Linked DNA regions of Homo sapiens: region 1 is linked to region 2. Evidence: chromatin contacts called from ENCODE Hi-C or POLR2A ChIA-PET data. All regions are on one chromosome and are shown on one strand. The core of a region is the stretch at or near the end of the contact, and the rest is flanking DNA. Distances in the headings are between cores, read along the strand shown.

Region 1 (4,217 bases), core at 890-3,389, 420 kb before region 2:
TGCAGAGGAGTTTGTCAAGAGAAAGGAGGAGACAAATCCCAAGCCATCCCAGTCTCCTGAGCATTCAAGCCAGTCTAGCTGAGAACCCCGCCTTTCATCCCAGCCCCCAGCCAGGGACCCTAGGACATCAGCCACTGTTCTGGGTTGGGTAAATTCTCCCCCGTCCTCTGGTTAGTTTGTCTTAGGATTTGCCCCTCAGGACCATTCATTCACTTAACAAACATTTGTAAACTTATCAGTCCTGGGAGGGGAGAGGGATCAAGATGGAAAGTTCCCTGAAGCTCCCAGTCTGAGGAAGAGGAGGCCCCCAATAACTGACTTCAATGTGAGGTGATGGGCAAGTCTGTAGAGGCAGGAACTATTGAGTTGCCTGTGGCATCATGGAAGGTGACCAAATCCATTGGGAGGGTCCCTTGAGGCCAGGCCACCTCTCAAAGGGGAGGAGGATGTCATTCAACTTGGGGCAGGAGCAAGGCTGTCATCTGAGCCTGTGTGTGTGAATGATAGAAAGTCACCCCTCAGGGCATATGAATTATAACAAGGCACCCACCTCCTCTGCCTGGAGTTGCTTTCAGACAGAAAACGGGAAGCAGGACAGTGGGGGCAGGGCAGGAGTGGAGTGAGGAGCAGGAATCTGTCCCAGGGGGCACCCCACCCCAGTTGCCCTGCTCAAGAGAAGGACCTGTATCAAGGGCAGGCTTGGATTCAGGGTGTGAAGGACAGCTGGAGGGGGTGGAGAAGACATTTCAAAGGGAAAGCCTGTATGAAGACCTCAAGAAGTGGAAACTGGTGCAAAGTGGTGCGTGTTGGGGGTGGTGGCTGGGCAAATGGCAGGATGGGCTGAGCTCTGGGAGATGCAGCTGGTCCGTGGGGCCTTGCATGCCAGATCAGGAAGTGTGGTCCTTCCCTTTGGGGCTTTGTCAGAAGGAGGATGACCCAATTAGAGCTGGGATTGGGCCCTGGGAGCTGATGGAAGTTGAGAGAGACTGGGGTGGTGGTGATCCACAGAACAGCTGGGCAGCTTGGCAGCTGGTCAGTGGGTTTGCAATCGTGTACGTGAGTGTGCAGACCCATGTCCAGCTGCAATCACACCTGCCTTGACTCTCTGCAAGCCCTGGAGCCATAGCTTCCTCCTCTCTGCCCCTAGGAATGTAGTGCCTCTTAGAAGGTGGGGGTTCCCTCCATTAAAGCTGGGGGTCTGGGAGGAGTCTATTTGCTCTGATCTGGCTTTGGAGGAAGGGTGGCAGCTCTATCAGAGGCTGTTGTATAAAGGCACACAAATGCCCAAGGTCACTAATCCGCCCTTTGGGCCTAGAGAAGTTGAGGGCATGACTTTGGAGCCAGAGGAAACCTGGAGCCTCCAAGGATCCCCCTGGAAACTTGGGTCAGCATAGTGCTTAGTTCCCCTGTGGGGCCTCAAACTTTCATGACCCTGAAAGGGAGTGCTTGGTTAAATTCTGCATCCTAGGCACTTAACTTACCTCACTCTAGTCCTGGCTTAACCCCACTCTACACCCCCGACCCCCAGCTCCATTGTCTCCTCCTGAGGCTGTTCCTGGAGTCAGCCAAACCCAGGGCCAGCCCTGGTTCCACTGTGGCAGAGGGTTGACCTCTGCCAAATAACCTCTGGTGGGCATCAGTGAAATAACAGATCACGGAGAGAGATCTCAGGGTCCTGGCCTTCCCGCAGACCTGTGGAGGCCTGGCTGGGAACTGGCTCAAGTGTGCTTGATCCTGGCCAGAGCAAGGACCAGAGTGACTCAGGCCCAAATCCCGAGATCCAGCAGCTTCTGGTAAAGTCAAGCCATTGGGAAGCCCCGGGGTGTCCCCCGCCCCCACCCCAGGCCTGAGCCCAGGGAGGCCCTGGCAGGCCCGCCCCGCCCAGAGCTCATTAAAGCGGATTCCCGCCTGGGGAGGCGCGGGCTTCCCGGAGCCCGGCTGGCACCCAGGGGGAAGGCGGGGAGCGCACACTTTGGGGACGGCGATGGACTCCCGCTGGGCCCGGGTGCGACCAAGGCGTGGCGCAGAGTGGCAGGGCCCCGGCGGCGGCGACAGGGGCTTCCCTGTCTGCCCTCCCTAGAGGGCCCAGGAGGAAAAGACAGCGCCGGAGCCGGGGCGGGCGCGGAGGGAGGGGCGGCGCCCGGAGTGACACGGCCTGTCACCGAGGAGGCCGGCGCGCAGACCCTCCCCGCGGCCGCCGGCAGCCAGGGATTCCCCGGGCGAGGAGACCCTCCCCTGGCAGCCGCCAGCCGCGCCCGGGCCCATCTGCGACCCCGGCCGCGAAGGCATCCCGGGGTGGCCAGCAGTGAGGCCGAGCGGACGGGAGAGGCGCCCCGGGCCGGCGGCGGGGTCCCCGTGCTCGGCGACAGGAAACTCTGGGGAGTGAATGGAAAGAAGTGGGTGGTCCGGCCCCTGCGACTTCCCCTGACATCACTGCCCAAATAAGGAGCTTCCAAGCGGCCGCGGGGCGGCCCGGAGCCGCGCCCGCCGCCGGCGCCCGCCCGCCAGCCCGCCCCGCGCCCACCCCGCGCCGCGTGGGCCGCCAGCGAGCGCCTGGGGCACCGCCGGGCGGAGCCGAGCCGGGCGGAGCCGAGCGCGCGGGCGCTGCCGAGCCGCGCGGAGGCCGGGCGCGCAGCCCAGCGCAGCCCAGTCCAGCGCGGCGCAGCCCAGCCCAGAGCAGCGGAGCCTCGGCCGCCCGCAGGTAAGCAACGAGCGCCCCGCGCGCCGCGCCCCCGCCGCGGCCTGGCAGCCCAGGGACCGGGCACCGCCGAGCGGGCGGCAGAGGGACCGGAGGGAGCCGCGTCGGTGGGAGAGGGCTGGGCGCGGGCGCGCTTGCAGTAGTGCGTCGGTGCCAACTCCCGGGACCCTTGGAGTGAGGGGCCCCGGCTTCTTCGCAGCCTGCGGTGGCCTGATGCACGCGCTCTCAGCCAGCGTTTTCCAGACACTACTTCTGTCACCACCCTAGGGCGACACAAGCGTTCCCGCGTTCACACACTTCTCTGGCACACTCGCGCCTGGCACGGCCGTTGGCGTGCACAGCCTCCTGTGTCCAGCGCAGACTCTCACCCCGGCGCGGCGCTCACCCCTCGCACCCACGCATACCGTGGGACACGGCACACCCGGCGGGAGCTGCTGAATGGGTTTGGCAGCCCTAGCTTCCCCCAAGGCCATGCAGTTTCAGTCTGTCAGAGCCCACCAGCCTGGGGCTCCTCGGGGCTCATTGGGAGTGAGTTAAACTAGCATTGCTCTGGATCCTCCGAGGAGCCCCTCCTCCCGGCATAATGACAGCTGGCACTGGGGGTACATCCTAGCGGGTTGTACCTGGCATGGTCAGGAGGGTGTGGCGACTGGGAGAGATCTACTCCCACTTCACAGCCTGGATGTTTCCAGAGCGGCTTCTACTCCAGGGGCATTTCTGAGAGCACCCTCCCCAACCCCCCTTAATCAGAGCAGGGTGCTTGGGCTTCAGACAGAAGTGGTGGTGGCTGCAAAACAGGTGCAGATAGCATCAGCCTTGGCATCTTGCAGGGATCTCTGCATAGTGGCCACAGTTGTTTATCTATAAAAATATAATGTATTGATTGATGTTTCATCAAGGACATAGGGGAAACTGATAGAGCCAAATTATGGGTCTATCCCTTAGTGACTCTGGGCAGACTCGTTCGTCTCTTTCAGGCTATGTTTTATCAAAAATGGAATGAGTGTCCCCAGAGGTATGTTTTTAAGAAAGATTGAGATCACGTAAGTAAAAAATGTTTTGTAGATGTAAAGCCTTGTGCACGTGCCAGTAACTGTGGTTTGGATGATTTCTGGGCTGGTAGTTGTCATGGCTCTGCTCTGTGACTTAGAACACCCTTTCTGTTCCATCATCTGCAAAAAAGGGGTCATTAATAAGTGTCCTGTGTGCCTAGTAGCAGATTTTCCCAGTGTGTTCAGTGGATTGTTAGTTCTGAAAGCTGTTCCACCAGTAAAGGTTTCCCTGTTAGAGTAAGAATGGCAAATTGTGCAAGCTCTCTATTACCCTTTTGGCCAATTACAATCCATACTGGCAAATGAAAGGCTCTGAGAAGTCCTGCAATAAAAGACTCTTTAACTTTGTCCAACCCAGCATTTTTTTTCTAGTTGCGGGCCCTTTTCAAGTTAGTAGGCTTGCTCTCCAAGGAAACAGTGCTTCAGGGGCTACCCATAGAGATGATGTAGTGTTGTACAGTTGCAAC
Region 2 (3,878 bases), core at 963-3,462:
GAGCCGAGATCATGCCACTGCACTCCAAACTGGATGACAGAGCGAGACTCCATCTCAAAAAAAAAAAAAAGCAGGAATCCAAAGGACAATATGCATAATATTTATTTATTTTTAGCAGATGTGGGAATATCTCCCTCATGCCAAGCCTTATCTAAGGCTACAGGTGTGAATAAGGTTCCTGATCTCAAGACGCTTTCAGCCTAGAAAAGAGGTTTAGAAATATACTCCAATAATGGCAACATATATGGTGCCATGGACAGAGTTACAGAACAAACTGCTAGGGGAATTCATAGAGAAAATGTTCAAGAGAACATTTCTCACTGGACGTAGTAGGCAGAATTCTAAGGTAGCTTCCTAGATTAACCTTCATGTACACCTTCTGCATAGTCCCTGGGACAGTGGCTATGATGAATTTTACTCCTGTGATTAGGGTATGTGATGTGGCACAGGTGATCTTAAAGTAGGAAGATTATCTAGGTGGGTCTGACCTAATTACAAGTCTTTTAAAAGCTCATAGTGTTCTCTGACTGGTTGAAGAAGGGAAATCAGAGATATTTAAAGAATGAGAGGGAGTGACATGAGAAAGGTTCTCTGTTGATGAGATAAAAGGGATCACGTGGCAAGGACCTGAGAGTGGTCCCCAACAGAGAGCTGGCAAAACAGTGTAGCTGTGGGATCCTAGTCCTACAGGGACATGAATTCTGCCAACAGCCCGAAGGAGCCTGGGGCAGACCTTTCCCTCGTGGAGGTGCTAGACATCTTGATTTCAGCCTATGACACCACGAGCAGAAAACCCAGCCACACCATGCCAGTTTTCCGACCTACACAACTGTGAGTAAATCAATGGGTGTTGCTTTAAGCTGCAAAATTTGTGCCAATTTGTTATGCAGGAATAGAAAACTAATATGAGCACTTACAACACTGTGCTCTCATTAGCTATTGACATAATAGTTTCCCCAAATATGGGCTCCTTAGATTTAGGCTCTAATTATCCTTGTAACCTCAGGGCTCTTCATGAGACAGGTACTCCCCAAAACGCCATGGAATGAAAGTTTAAATTAGACAACAGGGATGCAGATCAGAACCTGGATAGATTCTGACCATTTCCATTTCTCAAGAATGGGCAGACGGATACTGACACCAATACCAGGATACAAGGAGGCGGCCCCCCTTCAGTCCAAAGCTCTAAGACCTATTCTAGAGGCAAGGCAAGTAATCCAGGCTCAGCTGCCCCATCTGCTGCTCCAGCCTTGCTTAAGTGGACTTCCCTCCAAGGAACATTGTTCACAGAAGGATCATTAACAAGACATTCCTGTGTGACCTGAGGATTGCCATGTTCTAAATGATGCCCACACCCACTCCACATCCAGCTCAGCAGAGGTCTCGGGATTTATATTGCACTGTATTTTCAAGCAGCCAAAACAGAAGTCAAGACGTCAGTTTCCTAAGCTGCTAAAATGATGTGGTGGTTAAACCAATTGTGTGCCAGGCGCAGTGGCTCACGCCTGTAGTCCCAGCGCTTTGGGAGGCTGACGCAGGAGGATCACTTGAGCCCAGTAATTTGAGGTTACAGTGAGCTATGATGGCGCCACTGCACTCCGACCTTGGGGACAAAGTGAGGCTCCATCTCTAACAAAACAAAAATAGAATTGTGTAGCCAACATGGCTGGTGGGCCTGGAAGAATGAGCCTGTGCATTGTACCTGGCCCATCACGGGCTCAGTGCGTACTCGTTGAAGGGATCACCACAGGGAGGACCGAGGACGCTGACACTCCCTAGGGCATCCAAGCACCAACTCATCTCTCACCTACCCTCCGGGTGCAGTGCTATCGTGTTGGAGAAGAGGCCCCTGGGTGGCTGTGCGAAGTAACTCGCCCAAGGTCACCACACGGCCAGCCACTAGCCCGGCGGGAGTCGCCCGAGGCGAGGCCCACGTCAGCCGGTCTTGGGGGCCCGACCGGTGGCTCCTCCACCAGCCCCACGCGGCCTCAGAGCGGGCTACTGGCGTCCTCGAGATTCGAACCCGAGTCCTCGGCCTCGTCCCCGCCCTCGCGCCCTCTCAGGCCTCAGTTTTCCCATCTACAGGACGCAGACCGGAGAGCTGGTCCGGGCGCCAACTGGGCCCCCGGACCCGGGTCGGCAGGCCGGCGGGGTACGGCCGGGCCGGGTTCCCGCGCGCCCTCCCTCCTCCAGCGCGCCGCCCCGCCCCCCGCGCGAGCCCAACGGCCGAGGCGCGCGCCACCTCGCAGCGGGAGGCGCGGGGGAGGGGCCGGGGGAGCCCCCGCCCCGCCCCCCGCCTCAGCCGCCACCGCCAGCTCGGTGGAGCCCCCCGCCGCCCGCCCGCCGCTCTCCCGAGCCGCCCGCCCGCCCCCTTCCCGCGTCTCCGCTCCCTCCCTGCGCAGCGGAAACATGGCGGCGGGAAGAGAGTGAGCCGCCCCGCGCCCCCGCCGCGCCCTCAGGTAAGCGCCTCGCGGCCGCCTCCGCCCGCCTAAGAGCTCGTGCCCTGAGGGGCCGCCTGGGGCCAGAAGGCGGTGGCGGGACCTGCGCAGCCGCTGCGCCTGCTCCCCCGGGCCGGGGTCAGCCTGTCCGTCTGTCTGGCCGGCCTGCCAGTCTGTGGTCCGCGCGGGGCTGGGCCCTTTCTCGGCCGTGTCAGCCCGGCCCCGAGCCCGGAGGCCGGCTCTGCATCTGCGGTCGGGCGGGCGGGGCCCACGGTCCGGTCGCGGCCCTGACGCCGCCAGGACTGCCCGGGGGCCCCGGCACGGGAAACCCAAGGCCGGGGGCCCTTTGGAGGGTCGGCGTGGGGGCGGTCCGTATAGGTCGCCGTGTCTGGCCGGCGGGGCCGGGTGGGCCGGGGCAGGCTGGCTGGGGGCCGAGGGCCGGGCGGCGGCGCGACCCCGTCTGCGCGGGTCAGTCGGTCCCCTCCGGCGCCAGAGGTGGGAATGCCTGTGATTCTGGCTGGCCGGGTCCCGGTTCGGGGAAGGCAGAGACAGAGGTCGACGGGGCGGCGTGGCCCCCACCGAGAGCTGGGGCGCCTAGGGCCCGGAGCTGTCAGCAGCGTCCTGGGGGCTGGGCCCCGGCTGGCCGACTCACGTGTGCCGCCTGCCCCAGTGCCCCGCCGGAAACGGGCAGGGAGAGCGGCCCCGCACCGAAGTGAGCCACAGCGGCCCTGGGGGCCAGACACGTGGGCACAGTTGTGTGCCAGCCCGAGAGCATCGAAAGTGGTATCCAGCCGATGGGTGAACCCCGGAATATCTCCTGACTGGAAGAGAATTTAAAAGTCATCTAGGGGCGCTTTCTCCCATCCCATGCCAAAGTGACTTTGAAAATCCCCAAATCCCCCCGATAATTTGACGAGCCCGTTTGGAACCTCTTCCAGTGATCCGAAGCGAATCTCTTTAAAGGAAACCCATTCTGTTCCTGGACACATTTGGTTATAAGTTGAAAGAAACAGCTGGCTCCCATCCTTCCTAGTTCTTTTCCCTTATGGGAAGCTGTTAAGATATCTGAAGATAGTAATCATGTCCCCTGAGTCTTCACTTCCACTTTCTTCAGTTGTCTCTCATCTGCTGTGGTTCTCTAAACTGTCCTCTGGATGAGCTTTAGTTTCCCCCATCCCCTTAAAGGAGAGTTTCTTAAAAGTGATCCTGGAGACAAAACGTAGTAAGTTTCTCTAAGAAACAGCCCCAAGGATTGACCTGCTTAAATCAAAAGTACTCTAGATTCCCTTCCTCATTTCTGTACTGTATTTTGAACTTAAAAAAAAAAAAAAAAGAAAACATTTAGTAGTGTTTGTTCAAACAAACTAAAAGACATCTTATTTTGTGGAAATTTGGGGGTTTCCTTCCTTTTAAAAAATGTCTATAAACACTTTATCAAAT

The links. A loop is a pair of places that touch in the nucleus more often than their neighbours do. ChIA-PET counts read pairs that join two places held with the same protein, here RNA polymerase II (POLR2A). Pooled maps may share reads with other maps.
Region 1: a pooled map shows a loop between it and region 2 (2.0-fold over the local background). The contact joins the enhancer-like site here to the promoter of SCMH1 in region 2. A Hi-C loop is called at or near these places in 3 of 50 pooled maps. POLR2A ChIA-PET finds 5 or more read pairs at or near these places in 2 of 52 experiments (CD4-positive, alpha-beta T cell and HEK293).

The regions. Positions count from the first base shown.
Region 1 is chr1:41,660,618-41,664,834 of GRCh38, reverse strand. The region is part of intron 2 of HIVEP3 (HIVEP zinc finger 3); the gene reads left to right. Among named protein-coding and RNA genes, the nearest start is that of EDN2, 180 kb to the right of the region's middle. RefSeq lists a silencer at 1,853-2,732. Within about 2 kb of position 2,139, at least 31 of the 41 ENCODE cell types and tissues checked have a DNase peak (open chromatin) inside an H3K27ac peak, as active enhancers do; they include CD4-positive, alpha-beta T cell, where a contact is called at or near this core.
Region 2 is chr1:41,240,640-41,244,517 of GRCh38, reverse strand. It overlaps SCMH1 (Scm polycomb group protein homolog 1), which reads left to right and starts at 2,212. Exons shown (of 16, transcript NM_001394311.1): 1 at 2,212-2,459. SCMH1-DT (SCMH1 divergent transcript) reads right to left here and starts at 2,160. Exons shown (of 3, transcript NR_186015.1): 1 at 1,812-2,160. RefSeq lists silencers at 1,902-2,301, 2,342-2,891, 2,992-3,151 and an enhancer at 3,472-3,651.